Regions from separate parts of the Homo sapiens genome. Here region 1 is linked to region 2. The links are chromatin loops, found by intact Hi-C in ENCODE. Cell type or tissue: endothelial cell of umbilical vein. All regions are shown on one strand.

Region 1 (8,000 bases), 360 kb before region 2:
TAATTTGACTGGAGTTGCGGGGAGTAAATATTACACTCCCATATAAGGTGTATAATAGTGACTATTTTTTAGTTATGATTTTTGGCTTTTAAAAATGGGCTTTGACCTTCAAGCCTCTTCTTTCCATACTCTACTGGGCTTCTGTCAACATTCACGCTTCTCTAATGCAATAGGATTTTAATATTCACAAATGCTAATGTTTTTAAACTTAACAGTCCTTTAATGTCCTGGGTTTTTATGCATTCTATTCTTGCCAAGCAAGAATTTATGAGCCCTTTTTGGTTTTGCCTTTAATGTGGTTGAATTTAAACTATAACTTTAACTCATTGCAAATTTTATTTATTTATTCATCTATTTTAATAACATTTTTTGGAACAGTTTTAGGTTTACAGAAAAATTGAGAGAAAAAGTTCAGATAGTTCCCATGTACCCACTTCATCTGCCCACACATGATATCCTTTATCTTATATATCCTACATCTTACATTAGTGTGGGACTTTTTGTTACAATTGATAAGCCAAGATTGATGTTTCTTGACTAAAATCCATATTTCATGCCTCTCTTCATCTCTCTTCAATTCTGTTCTCTCCTGTAACTATTAGTCTATTAGTCCTATATTATACCTACTTATGGGCCTATTCTCCATATTGTCTAATCTTTTCATCCCCCTTCACCAGCTTCTCTTCATCTCTATGTGTGTCATTCTGTGTCATTCACTCGGGTTATTGTTTAGTTAACTCATACCCTCTTCAACTGTGTCTAATCTACTGCCTAGATAGTCCATTGAGTTTTACATTTCAAAGATTATATTTAATTATTTCTAGTTCTTTTTGGTTCATTTTCAAATCAGAGGCAGATTATTTAAAGGTTCTAATAATTATTTCTTTCTATATACCTTTTCCCAGATATTTCAATAAATTATATTTACACAAACCTTTCATACACTTGTATATTATAGAAATGATCTATGTTCTTTAGCTATTCCAAGGATAATTGAAAAGAATGTCCTCACCACCACCAAATCTAAACCATGCAAGAAGAAAGTGAACTATTTCTCAATAACCAGATTGTTTACATGCCATTTTTATTATTTATTCATTTACATGACAAATATTTTTTGAGCACCCACTATATGTCAGTCACATGCAACAGGACAAGGACTCTGCCTTCATAGAGCTTTCCTTCTAGTAACATTATTAAAGATTTTGTTTGTATTGGCACTTGCCTAGGATCTTTAGTGCTCTTTAAATTTTACTCATCAATCAGGGCTCAGCTCAAATGTTAACTCTTTTGAGAAGCTTTCCTAAAAGCTCATTTCATAATTAACTTCTTACATTCCTGTTTTTCCATAGCACTTTCCCAGTACTATATATACATAGCATTTTGTTTATACTTACATAACCACACAAACCAAGAAATCTCTTGGTAGCTATTAATTGCATACATATATATCTATCCATCACCACCATCATATTAAACTTTGACTAACTGAGGGACAAAGCTGTTTTTCCAATATTTTTATATCCCCAGCATCTTGGACGTTGTTGTTTTTTTAACAACTACTTTCTATTCTGGTTTATAAATGCATTGTAGCTGGGAGAGTTCATGAGTATTATGTAATTCATTATTTTATAAGCAAATGACAAAATCCCTAACCAAATTATATTACTATTCAATTCTTGAAGGAATCTTGAAATTGATAAAGTTAAATGACTGAAGTTAAAAAAAAGATGCTTAGAAGCCACTAAACACATGCATAATACTATTCTTTATATCTCACAAAATATCCAAATTTCCAGATGTTAGTATTCCAAGATATACCTTGTGACTAAACATGATAGGTCTTGTCTTTCTTTTTTCACACCAAGCCTTTTGAAAGCCTTTTTATTTTGAAATAACTTCAGATCTACAAATAAGTTATAATAGCACTAAGAATTCCTGAATATACTTTACCCAGAGTGACCATTCTCTCTCTCTCTCTCATATACAGACATACAGTACATATGAATAATCTCATATAAATATACAAACTTTTGAGAGTAAGTTAAATATATTTTACTCTTCACTCTTAAATATTTCAATGTATATTTCTTTAGAACCAGGAAAGTCTCATATAATCTCAGAAAAATTATAAAATCAGGAAATCTAACAGTTATACAACATAATTATATAATCTGCAAAACTTATCCAAATGTCATCATTTGTCCCAATGATATTCTTTGTAGGATAAACTGAATTGCATTTTGTTTCATATTTCTTTAATCTTGTTTAATAGTACATAATTGGTTATAAGCCTCTGCCTTTGATAACATTGACAGGCTTGAAGAATACAGGAAAATTTAATAGCCATCGATTTATATTTTTAATATTCATTTTTAACTAGGTTCAAACTATGCATTTGGAGCAAGAATATTATATAAGTGATGTGTTCTTGTCAAAGCATGACTTCAGTGGGTACAGGATTTCAGTTTGTCCCATTATTGGTTATGTTAACTTTGATCTCTTGGCTAATGTGGTGTCTGCTAGGTTTAATGGTAATTTTCCCTTTTGTAATTAATAAGAAATTTTAAGGATGCTCTACTTTGAGAATATGTAAATAACCTATTTTTATCCAACTTTTACCCACTAATTTCAGCATCTGTTGATTATTCCTCTCCAAATAAGTTATTACTATGATTGCAAAATAATGATTTGTTACCTCCATTATTCCTTCTACATTTATTAATTGGCATTCAACTTTAAAAGACAGCTTTGCTTTCACACACTCTCCCCACATATGAACTCATGGATTCTTGTTTGATTCAAAAGGTTATAATCCATTGCTATCATTATTTATTTTAATGTTCATATTATTCCAGATTTGACCAGTGGGAGTCCATTCAAGTTGACCCCTGTCTACTTTTAACGTATCTCTTTCAGTGTTTGAGCATCTCCTCATTATCTTGCACAAGGAGGCCTTCCAGGCTCATCTTGTACATTCATCTCCCCCAGTCATAGAATCAGCCAAAGAACCCCAATTCGTTTCGGTGGGGACTGGCATTTAGAAACAAAGTTCCTAAGCAATAAGTGTGTTCATGACAGCATTTTCTCTTTTTAAATTACAGAATTATTCATCAGTCTATAATAATCAGTAAATAATCATTATTCAAAGGTTAGATCTTATAGTTTACATCGTCCATGAGATGTGTTGACAGAAATGACATATAAAACTGTCTACTAAGTTCATTTCTCTGTGATATAGCAGCGGGAATGTTCATATTAATATACTGAAATACTGTCTCATTATATTCATTTAATGAATTTTTTTATTCCTCAGCTTTTCATATCAACTCCCACCTATTTTCTGTGACATCATAAGACTTAAATAAACTGTCCTTAACTCTTTGGAGAAAATAACTTTGCAGAGATCAAGAAATATTGGCTAATTTCATTATACTTAACAATTGCCAATAAATTATTCAAACCTGTTTATCTTTGTGGCTAATTTTTAATGATGCTTTGAAATGAGGCAAAAGCAAATGTATAAGTCATGTAGACTAACCAGTCTCTCCTACAGCCACTGTCTCCCACAGCAATAGGCATATTGTCAAATTGAAGTTTAATTCATAGGTTCTATGAAACGGTGGGTAAAGAAGGAAAAAGGAGAAACCAAATGCTCACATTGTCTGATTTTTCACAATTATCCACCAGGTGGCAGAGTACTACACGCAGTGGAAACAGTAGTTTGAGCTTCGTATAAGACAGAGTAGGTTTTCGTTTGTTGTTGTTTTTTTTATAAAAACAATTCTATAATATTTTGATAGTTTTATTTTTGAGAAATAATAACATTAGGAAAACATAATTTCTGCTTATCCTTCTAATAAATTAAATTATCTAATATCAAAGGATAATTCGGTCATACGGTATTTTAATAGCAAAAGCTATCCAGAAGTTTTCACCTTTGTTATTAAAGTATGCCATTAAAATTATGTTATTTCTAAAGAGTAAAATGAAAGAAATATTGGGAACAAGAATTTACTTCGAATCTTTAGGCTGTTTCAGTCTAAAACCTGCATTTAGTTAAAATTGTGAAATCATTAAAAAAAACTTCGTATCTTTAATTACATTATTCACACATCATGTATATATGTAAGGAATTCATAATCAACATCATTTTGTACAAATTCAAGGGATAAATCCTATTTATCCTATTCTAGCCAATTTCCTTAGACGCCTATACACACTAGACAGGGCTTATTTATTTGTGTATAGGTCTCTAAGGAAATTGTTCTCTCAGTGTATCTGTATTAAATCTACCCATGGTCTGAAAAAAGTAAACAATTACAGTTAAATTTATTAGGATTATAGATTTTTGTGTCAAACTGTTTGCATTTATACTTTTAATATTTCCATTCCTCATGCAGTCCCGTTTATTCTTTATGTTAACTGTAATGTTCAATACTTGAACAACAAATAGTTACAATATTTAACTACCTACATTTAGCCACCAAGTCTCTAAATAATCCATTGCTTCCAGTTTAAAACAATCATTCTAAGATTGGTAGTAATTCATGCCTAATGACAACTTATTCTGGATTTTGTACAACTATTGATAAATTATTTTTGATCCCTTAATTTTAAGGGATTTTGTGACACTGATTTCTCTTTGTGATTGTGTAAGTAAAATGGAATATACACTTTCAGTTTAGAGGACACTGCTGAGGATTTCGAAATACAGCACAGCTGAGTACTTAGGACTACAATTGTGGTTGGTGGCAGAAAAGTAGAAATAAATTAAGAGACTCTGGAAGTAAAGTCTGATAAGAAATCTTGTCCTGCATGCAAAGATAAAAATAACCAAATGCTGAGAAACCTTTAGTGATTTGTTGCCTTGCTACTGCTAGTGTGTGTTAGATTTAGTCCCAGTAACATCTGGTTTATCCTTGTAATCTCTAGTTTGCACTTTTTATTTGAAAAACAAAGCAGGATTTTTCTTAAATATCGCATTTGTATTTTCACTTACAAACTTTTGGAGGTATTTGGCATGTGTTCCTCCGTGAACTTAGCGTTTTTGCTTTCTTGCCTGGATCTCCATTTTTGATGCTAAACTTAACTGCTTCCCCAGACTTCTATATTGCACTGTTAGTAAATCAATCTCCTAAATGGGAAAATATTATTTGTGGGGACATTCTTTCACTCAAGGGATGAAGAATGGTTATTTAAAAGGGTTACATTTCATCAGCTATTTCTATAGTCACTTTCTTTTTCTGCCTTTCCATATTTTTTAAATGGAAAAGCTACATATGATCCCTTAACTTGGTTGGTTGGTCAGTGGGCTGACCTGTTGATGTTGAGCGTCTAAATATAGAAATGAGCATATAGCTTGCATCAGTTCCAGTATCATGCCTTCTTTCTATGGAAAATACATGATTCAATTTAATTACATAATCTGTCATTCTCTAAGACAGGGCTTCCAACAGGGCTAAACAATTCTGAAGCGGGTTTGTCTCTTTTTTTAAGAGGGCTAATCAGAAGGGATTTGTGATATTGAAATCACTAAGATATAATTATGAATGATTTTGTGCAATTCAGAAATGAAAAATTCTTCCCCAAAGCCCCAAATCTTTGAGTCTGTTTTGTTTTAAAATAATGGAAATTTGTTTCTTCACTTATATATCATGCTAGCATTGTTAGGTGAATTTCTTAAATGCCAAAAATGAAAATATACTTCCACAAGAAAAGATGAATGAATTTTAAGTGACAATAAGAAATGACATGTAATATAATCCTGGAAGTAGAAATTTCCACAATGATAAAAAACAAGGGAATTTATTTCATGAAAATAATATTAATAATGGTTTTTGACACTGAGATTTTTCATTGTTTCTTTACAATCAGAGAAAAAAGACATTTTTCAGAAAACTTTCCTTAGTCTGTTGACACGAACACCAATTTTTGCGATTAAAGTAGAAACCAGTAATTACATTTTAAAAAAATGACACTCTGGTAATTATATATTTAAAATATGAATCCTAATGTTTAATTAGGTCATATGACTGTAATATCAGCTTGCATTAGCAGGAGATTATCAAATCCCAGCAATTCATTCCATAGAGCAATACAAGTTAGAAAAGACTGCTATAATTGTGAGATTTAAATAGAATAAACCATAATGCAGTACAGTATTCTTTAAATATTTTAATGTTTACTAATGTTATTGAGTAATGAAGTTTATCATCATGGCATATTCTTCTTAGATAATTACTCCGGTAGCAATAAGCACATAAGAAGGTTGGTATTTTTTTTTTTTCCAGGAAAGCTTTCAAATTAATCTCAGAGCAGAGTTCAAAACATGTATTTGAAAGTGGCTTTCTGTATTTCTAATATGCATATGTATGTAGTATTATTTATTTTCTGAATGTAATTACATTGTTCTTGGATGTTAGGTAAGTAATTTTTATTTTTTAACCTGTATCATAAATCTATAAATTATTAGTTCTTACTCTCATTTCTTTCTATTTTTCATTTATAAATAATGCAGTGCAAAGAAAACCTCTTATTTTTAACATAAGTATATGTCTCATTTATGACTGATACTTTCTAAAAAGCTTAAGTATATGCCTGTATTTTGTATTTTAATGTTTCATTTTGCATTAATTATAATCAGTGAAGGTTTTTTGTTAATTTTTGTCTTAATCCCTCCTTGCTTCTATAAACCACACTGATTGGTATTTACTAGCTTTGGTTATATGACACAAATACAAAAAGAATCATAGTAGAGTTTATTTATTAATTATTGAATTGTAATGCAATCCTCTTTCAGCAATATTTTTCTTAGTAAAGAGATCTGTATACAATGTACATGTTGTACTTCTTTGATACCCTGTGGGAATTGTATTCCTTAATATTATATTTCTATCTCAAAGTTTGCTCTTTAAGATATAAAAATTAAGTGGCTACCATAGAATTCATTTGTATAGGTTTAATGAGACAGTACTTTTAAATACTTAAGTTTTAGAGTCTCCTTATGATGTAGCTAATGATTTGCACAGCTAAAACAGCTTGAGTACTTTTCCATTTAACCATAAAAGCTAGGATTTCCCATATATAAGTAACTTTATTACTCAAGAAACTTGTTTTGAAATTCTTCCACACATTATCCTTGATGATGCTATCAGAATTTTTATTAAAAAATCTTTCCTTTTTCCTTCTTGTAGCTACATCTGCTATAACTCATGGCTATAAATATATATTGTATAATGAAAACAAAGTCCTTTCTGGATGACAAGAATCTCAAATTGCTTGAGTGGCTCTGAGGATTAGATATTCTTTTATTTAATGGGCAAAAGGACAGTGATTTCCTTTGTCATACGCTTTGATTGTGTCTTTTTGTATTGACTAAAGCAGCCTATTATATTACAGGCACAGACAAAATGTGTGCTAACATTATTGTATCTATCGATGATATTTGGTGCCTGTGATTCACTGTAAGGAATCTATTTCCTAACACTAGGGGTCATTTCAGCTTGTGGCAACAGTGTATGATATTTAGTTTTAATAAAAGAAGAGAGTAGGAATATGACATTTCCTAGAAAAATATTATCCTGGAGAAACATTTTCCTGGGCTAGGATTCCTAATTTTTCCCCTAGTTAAAGTGTGAACAGATTCTGTTACAGTGTCTACTTTTCAAAAGTAAAACCAAGAAGTGCTTTGGGTTTCTTTTCTTGAGCTCATTTTTGTTAATTCTACTAAAATGTTCAGGTTCCACTCCTGAAGGCATCATGTTTCATCTCACATTTTGCCTCTGGTTGCTACTTACTATTTTGTCATCTTTTGGGGTTTGCTTGGCCCTTTTCTTCAAGCCTTTACATTCTGATTGTCTTGAGTTACAATGGAAGTCTTACTTATTTTTCTCTAATTTTCAAACTGCTGTGAAGTATAGCACACGCATCTGTTAGAGTAGAACTTTGTTCTTTCCATAACAAAATAAACACATTCTATTATAGCTCAGATTTTCTAC
Region 2 (8,000 bases):
GGACACATAAGATGATGTTTTTTTGATCAGAGTCTTCGTTCAAAATTGGAATCAATTGGCGTTTGGGCTAAAAACCCTCATTACTAAGACCAAACAAACAAACAAAAACTCTTTTGATTTTTAGCGCACCCCTGTAAAGTAGGAAGATAACTTTTCCGTTGCCCCAGCCGAGGATGAGCGTGGGTAAGAGGCGTGACGCGAGCTCCAGGGAACCGGGCCACCAGGAAGAAGCTATACCTTCGTACGCCCACCCCTGACAAAAGGTCAGAAGGTCGTTGGACCCCAGACCGACAGGACGATCAGCCCTGGGATTCATAGCAAACACATTCCCCTCTTCTTGCACACTCGACCCCCAGCCAAAGGCTTATACCGCCCAGGACATAGAAATTGACTCACCGCCCAGAGGCTTACAGCTCAAGGAGGGGTGCGCGCAGCTGCACCCCGGGACAGGTCAGCATCCCACAAGGCGCCTGGAGTAAAGCGAGGCCAGACCAATCTTTCACGTCTTCTGCTCCTGTCTGACGACCATTCTTCTTCCCCAAGCCCAGAAACCTCTAAAAATGAATCATTTTCTCCACTTATGCAGAGATAGACGCTCTTAGATCAAGGTTAGTATTTTGAAAACCTGACTGAGAGCCGCCTGATTAGGCGAGGGTGGGTGGAAAGACCGCATAAATGCCCGCACCCCCGCCCTGCTTCCCTAACACAGCTCCAGCTCTCTCTGGATCTCCAAATGACCCGCGCGATAAATTCTCCTCGATAGTAGCCAGACAGTACCCCAGATTCACTTTAAACCCTAACACACACACACACACACACACACACACACACTGTAATTAAATATCCAAACCGGACCTTTATGTTTAATTCCACTTTCAACGAAATCCTGCTCTATACACGACCTGATGGCGCCAATGTTCTGCACGACTCTGACTTTCCATTCGGAAGAGCGGTCTCCACAACGATGCTATTTCATGGAAAATGCATTATGTGAATTTCTCCACCACCCCCAATACCGATTTCTGCATTTGATGAAAAACACAAGTCTTTCTGGTTCCCACGCACAAGTTAGCTTTTTGAAAAGTCAGTCCACCCCAATCTTTCAATTTTCTAAGAGGGCACAGATTAATTATATCGTCCTCCTCCCTTCGCTCAGTAAATTTAAACGAGATCTCCCAGAGAGGACCGGCAGGGGGATGGCTAATATTAACTTGTGCGCAGCTGCGCGAAAAGAAAAACAATGGCGATAGGAAAATGCTCTGAAGACTCTAGTGTTTATGGGAGAAAAATGCAATGGAGGAAAAACTAAATTTGTAGTGGTAACTCGGTCCCAGACTCTTACACAGGCTCACTTCATCACAGGAAAGGCTATCTATCTCCTCCGCTAGCCGGCTGCTGACCGAGCTGGGGTCTGGGCAAGATCATTTCGCTCTTTTTCTTCTATACAAATAAGGCAAGGAGATAAGATATGTGTGTGTGCGTGTGTGTGTTTTACATATATATTTCCATCTAATTAAAGCAAAATCCTATGATTCTGTTAAAGGCCTTTAAGAAATAGACTCCTAGATCTTCTTAGTTTCAGAAGTTTAGCTTTTTAAATGGAAACAAAAATCATTTAAAAATAATCTTTTAACCAAATTTGTCTTTATACACTAAATAATGAAATAAAGTTTATACCACAAAGAGTCTGTTTAAACAAACACACCTTCCAATCTTAATCAAAATTAAGGTACCCTGAATACCTCCCTCCGCCGCTTCCCCGCCCCGCAGTCAGAACTTGAGGCAGAAGACAAGGCTGCTCGGGCTTACATTTTGTCTAGGAGATGAAAGAGCAATACTCATTAGCAACATACTTTTGTCTTTCTTGTAGCCTTGATTTCAAATCTAGTCGCAAATCATAAGCTTTTGTGTTGCTCAGATGTTCCTTCTTTATCTTAATGAGAAAACTTTTCGGAAAGGGAGCGCGAACTGCTAGATAAGTCAGCTCCCAGGCTGCCAGGAGCGGTGGCATTCCTCGGCTACACCGGACAGCTGCGAGTTTCAAGAGAATGACTAAAACTTTCAAGTCACCCAGACCTCCACTTCCCCTTCTGCTTGCTGCAGAAAGAGATGTAACCTGAATCTTTGTTTAGGTTTGGGTTGGGGAGCGAGAATTTAAAAGTTATGGCAAATGCAGACAGCAGATTTTTTAAAGTCAAGTTAACAGGACATCCCCCAATTTTTTTTTCTTTAGTACTAAACCTGAAGTCAGTTGGCGTGTTCTGATAAAGATTTTAACATGTAGAGAAGGCGGGTTTTCCTGAAAGAGGCGAAGCAATTTCTCCAGGAAAGACTTTCCCCCACACGCCCCCTTCCTTTATATTAGGTTCCACCCTCTGGAAAACAAAACTTTTTTTTTTTTCTTTTCCTGGAGGGACTCAGGAAAAGCTCAGTGCTCACTTCACTCAGAGCTCAGTGAAGCTGGGAAAGGAATTTTAAGAACGGTTCATCAGAAAGTGGTCAGGCCACAGCGGCCTCTTTGGACGAAGACACACTTGTAGCATTATCCTTCTCGGCATCAGCTTTTATTAGTGGATCGGGGCGGGGGAGGGGGGAGATCGGCAGACACGGACAGCCTCTGACCCTCTGGAGTTGGTATGTGATAAGCAGCCCTAGCAGTGCCATGTATTGGAAGAACGATCAGATGTTTGTGTGTAAACTAGTAGCAAAGGACGTGCCGGAGCTGGCAGTTCCCCCTGAGAAGGTGAGCGAGCCGACGCCTGGCCAGACCAGCTGAATCGCAGTGTCCTTGAAACTCGAGTTGTTTGGGCTCCTAAACAAGGTTCAGAAACTACCTGTAACGGCCTCATCTTCAGACCTGGCAATTTTTTTTTTTTATTACGTAGTAGCGTTAGTCAGTAATCATTGCACTCCCTCCCCAAAAGCTCACTTAACCTGAGACATGGAGACTGTAATTTGGGAGATGAAGCCTCGAGCCTAAGGCGCTCTCAGGTCCATGTGAGTCGTGCTTTTGTTCTATTTGCTGTGGTGATCGTGGCGGTCCGGGAGAGTGGGTCGGGAGGACTGGGCGGCTGTCGGGTGGAACCGGAGACCTGGCTCGTTTCGTTCGGCTGCCCGCGGACACTTGCCTGCCCTGAGGCACACCTCCCTCTGCGGGGCTCCAGAAAGGCCTCCGGGATCCCTGGGCTTGCCGGGAGAGCCATTTTACCTAAAATGCCAAAAGAAAACCGCAGGGCACAAAACGAGTCACGCGGTTTGTCTGAGTAGACTGGGGAAGCTGACAAGCTCTCACCTCACTCGGGAGGCAGGACCTGTGGGTATTTGGTGTTTTAAGTTTGAAATCATCTGCAGCCTGTCTGAGGGCCTCAGCAGGACGCGCGCGGGGCGCCCCTGACTATTTCTTTGCTCCGAAGCCGGTTGGGGACACCAGGCGAAAGCGGAGCTGTTCTGTTTAAACGCCCTTTGTGTGTGAGGACGCGGCCTCAGTGCAGCTACGCTGGGTCCCGCGTAGGGAGCGCACCCCAGAAAGGGAGGGTCTCGGCCGACGGTCCGGGAGGCCCCCAGGTTGGTATCTTGCCTGGTGCTTCCAGAGGGAGGGAGAAGGGGAGGCGAACAGTCAGAAATGCAGAAGTGCGAGCCGCTCGAGTTCGGGGTACCCACCCGCCCCCGAGCTAGAGTTTTTGGAAACGAAAGCGGTCTAAGCCCAGGGACGCTGCGTTTTCGTTTAAGAACAAAACTCCAGCAAATACTTGGAAACACTTGAGTAACGCGCGTTGTTTCTTTAAAACATTTTGTCAGAGGTTGGGTGAGTTCTTTTAATGGCACAAATTAAATTCAGCTGGATATTTTCCATTATTCTACCCGCTTTTTGCGCTGGTTAAAAATAATCCTTTAGTAGCTCAAATGTTGACTTACTGAGCAATAAGTGGCAATTTACACCTTAAAGAAACGAGTGTAAATCACTCGCCACTCTAATTGCTGTAAGTTTACGAAAGAGCTGCTGGCTCGGTTTAATCTGAAGCATTTTCATTCAAATTGTCATCGGAACAAACACCAGGCTTCTTAAATCCCGCTGTAATTAGCTTTCAAGTATCCTATTAAACCTCTTCACCTTTCGGGCTATCCTATTCAAAAAGCCCCCTTTTTAAAATATATATGTGTCTTGCTCTTTTAATTGAGGTTATTAAAGAAATCTAGTTTCTTCTCCCACCCCCTCCTCAATCCTCTTTTCTTCTCTCGCACTCCACCTCCCACTGCCCCGCACCCCCTTTAGCCCGGTGTTCCCCGCTCCGCTATGATTGACGTCTGGAAAGAAAGAGCTTTGTGAGGGGATGATTGTTATTAACTTGTTATCCCCGGCGGGGGGGCGGGGAACCGACGTGCCCGGGTGAGCGCCGGAGACCCGGAGCCCGGGGAGCGCGGGACGAGCTACCAGCGCTCGGGTGGCGGCCGCCAGCGGCCAGCGAAGGAGGCTGCGCGCCAGCCCGCCCGCGGCGCCCGGGCTCAGGCGCCGTGACGGCTGCACGCGCTGCCCCGCACTCTGAGGGCCTTCATTAGCTCGCTCCCCGCGCCGAGGCTGGGGCGGGCAGCACGCTCGGAACTTCTGATCTGTTTCTCCATACTTTCTCCCCCTCCTACTCCGCAGTGTCAGGGGCTCATGTCAGAGGAGTGCGGGCGGACTACAGCCCTGGCGGCCGGGAGGACTCGCAAAGGCGCCGGGGAAGAGGGACTGGTGAGTGCGGAGGGGCTCGCGTGCTGGCAAGACTGGCCGTGGGGAGGCGGCGCAGGACGAAGGGCCGCTGTCCCCGCGCTCCTTCCAGGGCCCAGCTGGCCCCTCCTGCAGCAGACAGAGGACGGGGCGGAGAGGGTCTGGGTGGGGTGGGAAGCTTAGCTGGCCCGCGAGGAGGGCAGGGCCGCAAGACTTCTGGGGTCCGAATAGGTCAGGGGTCGGCAGCCCCAGCGGGTGCGTAGCCAGAGCTTGGACTCGGGGAAGAGGGCGAGAATCGTGACCTCAAGAAGCTGGGGGTGGGGTGGGGTGGCCAGGGGGAAGGGAGGGGAGGCGGTGGGGGCGCCCTTGTGGGTAGGTGGGATGCGAAGGGGAGGAGGGGTCTAGAACCGCCTGCGCCTCGCGGTTTCCTGCAGGTGAGCCCCGAGGGAGCGGGGGACGAGGACTCGTGCTCCTCCTCGGCCCCGCTGTCCCCGTCGTCCTCGCCCCGGTCCATGGCCTCGGGCTCCGGCTGCCCTCCTGGCAAGTGTGTGTGCAACAGTTGCGGCCTGGAGATCGTGGACAAATACCTTCTCAAGGTAGGATAGGGCCTCGGGTGCGAGGCCCAAGGGGAGCGGGCTTAGCGTGGGAGCTCTGGGAAAAGAGTAATGTTCCTCCCACCAACCTTTCCGTTCAAGTTCTGGGTGAAGGTTGTAGGCTTTTGCAGAAAATCAGCCCAGTTTAGGGCAACTCATGCGGTGGGATAAAGTGAGAAGAAATCCCAGACTCTTCTATGTCGTTGCAAAACAGCTAATGTGTGACACATCCTGGTCTGGACGCGCCGGATGTGTGTGGATGCGCTGGAGTCAGCCACTGGCTTGTAGTGGAAGGGAAGTGGAAAAACCCTTATCCATTCTGAGACAGAAACCTGCTTAGTTATTTTTCACCCAGCCCCGAATTATTCCTTTCTTAAACATCTTTGTTCCCTCTAAACGGACTGTGGTCTCTCCACCCCAGTGACGCCCACGCCCATGACTGCTTAGAAGAATTTTAAGTTGGTATGTATTAACTGATTCCCTTTTGCAGTGTCTCTTTTGGTGAAAGCCACTGTAAAGTAGCTTAAAGGATCTTTTCTGGACAAATTTTAAAAATACAGTCCTATGTTTTTTTACAGTTACCTGAGGCTTTTCCAAAGTTAAAGTTTATAGGTCCATTTAAATAAAAACCATTTCAATATATTCCTGCTCTTATTAAGGTTTAATACTTCTAGGCCACTCAATGCTGTTGTTACATCATCTTGAGTGCTTGGGGAGAAAATGGAAATTGATATAAAGTTAGACACACACAGCCTGGGAAGAAGTGTTTCAAGTGTGGTTTGAGAGTTGATTGTCTTAATTTGTTTTACTTTTCTCTTAAAATATTGTGGGGGAATTTTGGAGTAGAAATTTTGGCAGGCCACAGTTATCCACCTCAGTGCAGATCATGGTCCCATGTGTCTTAATCAGAATATCATGGGGTTTCAACTTAAATAGCTTTTTAAAACCACTATTTAAAATAATGGTCTCTCCTACACTGAATTAGTAGCAAACCAGTTCACTTTCTATTCTCTCCCCACCCTGCTTAGGTTTTCAAAAGGATTAATTATGGAGAGTATGTGTTCAAAATTCGTGTTAGTGGGTTTCTTTAAGTTTCTACCTCAACATACAAAGCTTCTTCATCTGTAAAATGGGAATGCTACCCTATAGATAAAACCTAGAGAAAATGCCAGAAGAAGTTTTGGTAAAAAGATTTAAAAATGACTAAATTAATCTTACTTGGTGGTTGATTCTTAAAGCTGGCAAATTAACATTGGCTTTCTCTTTAAATCTGCATTCTTAAGATTCCACTTTCAATGTTTCTAAAACTGAGCATTTTGGATATTGCAAAATCATCTTTTGGGTTAAAACTAGCATCCTATTTTTAATGAGCCCTCTCAATAATTACCGTAATCTTTAAGAATGTTTCTGAGTAGACCTATGAAGGCTCTAACACTTCACAGCAGAGAAGATATAGAAGGGTTATGATGAAGTGACATTTAACACAACCTCTGAAATAGATAATAGTTTCTAGTGTTAATCTTGTATACATTTATATATTATATATCTTTGTATTGCATAAAAATCTAAGTTAAGTGAGTTACATAAAGCTTTCCTTTGTAATAGGGCAGGAGTCCTCCCAATGAAGCCTTCCATGTACAGTATTATTGTACCACTTCTTGTATTCTTTAGTGTGTAATTTCTAACTAAAGTTTGATACTATATGATTGACAAAAACTGAATTATTAACCTTTATTTTCCGTTTTGAGTACTTCCTGCAGAAAAGTTTGAGTTTAACTTGAGTCACTGATTTAAAAAAAAAAGTTAGACCTAGTATAGAAATATTATTTTAGGGTGTAACTAATATAGAAAAACACTATCTTGTGAGGCAAATAAAATGGAGTTAGAAAAGTATGACAGGAGTTAGATGCATTGATTACCTTGTCCAATAACTTCAGTGCTCTGTCCTTCGGGTAGTTTTTCTGGCTTGGTCCAAGTTGTATGTTTAGACATACACAGATTAGATTAATAGTAGGTTTATAGTCTCCAGAATCTCCTCTCTTCACCTTACTTTACTCCCTGGCAAAGAAATGGAAGATAAACAGACATTTTAGGAGGGAAGTGAACTTTGAAAAAACGTGACAACCAGGTCTGGCTTTAGGAGGGAGTAAGAGAGAGGCCATGGCTCTTCCCCTAAAGCCTAGCTTTAAAAACAAAACAAAACAAAATCCTGGGTAAGATTGAAATACAGAAGGCCCTAAACAGTGGAATTTTAAAGGAAGCCTGTTCATCTAAACTTTATACTGGTTGGTCCCATTTTAGGAAAAAAATATAAGGAAAATGCTTTTTTTATTTCCAAGGCAGTATTTAACATTGTTAATATTATTTATTCAGATTTCCTCAGATTTCTTTCTGTTTTCATTATTTTAAATATTGTCTATAGTGAGCATGTAAGTTCTAAGTTCTTGTAAAGACCAAAACTTTTTGAATGTCATCAAAATGAGACTCTCATTAATGCTTTGGAAAGAGACACATAACTGTAATTAGAAGTCAGTAAAACTTTCAGCTTCGAAGTACCTTTTATATATTGCAGAAAAACATGTTGGACCGTAGTTCTAATTCGATAGACACATAGTCTTTATTATGGAATAGTTGAGCAAAAGCCATATCTCACAGTCATTTACTTTCCTATTTTAGTCATTGGATCCATTTTTAGGGTG

Evidence for each region. Peaks named below come from ENCODE experiments on the same cell type or tissue, not always from the same donor. Only the 100,000 strongest peaks of a DNase experiment are listed, where the experiment ranks them.
Region 1: a loop joins it to region 2, with 2.5 times the contacts of the local background. A loop is called at or near these places in 4 of 110 quality-filtered maps.

Annotation. Positions count from the first base shown.
Region 1 is chr1:74,768,430-74,776,429 of GRCh38, forward strand. No RefSeq gene overlaps it. Among named protein-coding and RNA genes, the nearest start is that of TYW3, 39 kb to the left of the region's middle. In endothelial cell of umbilical vein, a CTCF peak has its summit at 3,665 (motif pointing right); a DNase peak (open chromatin) is centred at 3,692; H3K27me3 peaks cover 765 bases.
Region 2 is chr1:75,131,958-75,139,957 of GRCh38, forward strand. LHX8 (LIM homeobox 8) reads left to right here and starts at 2,431. Exons shown (of 9, transcript NM_001256114.2): 1 at 2,431-2,997; 2 at 4,646-4,732; 3 at 5,143-5,304. The coding sequence starts at 4,658. It overlaps LHX8-AS1 (LHX8 antisense RNA 1), which reads right to left and starts at 619. Exons shown (of 2, transcript NR_187397.1): 1 at 397-619. RefSeq lists enhancers at 1-578, 2,736-3,248. In endothelial cell of umbilical vein, no CTCF peak of the experiment used is centred here; a DNase peak (open chromatin) is centred at 3,844; H3K27me3 peaks cover 6,947 bases.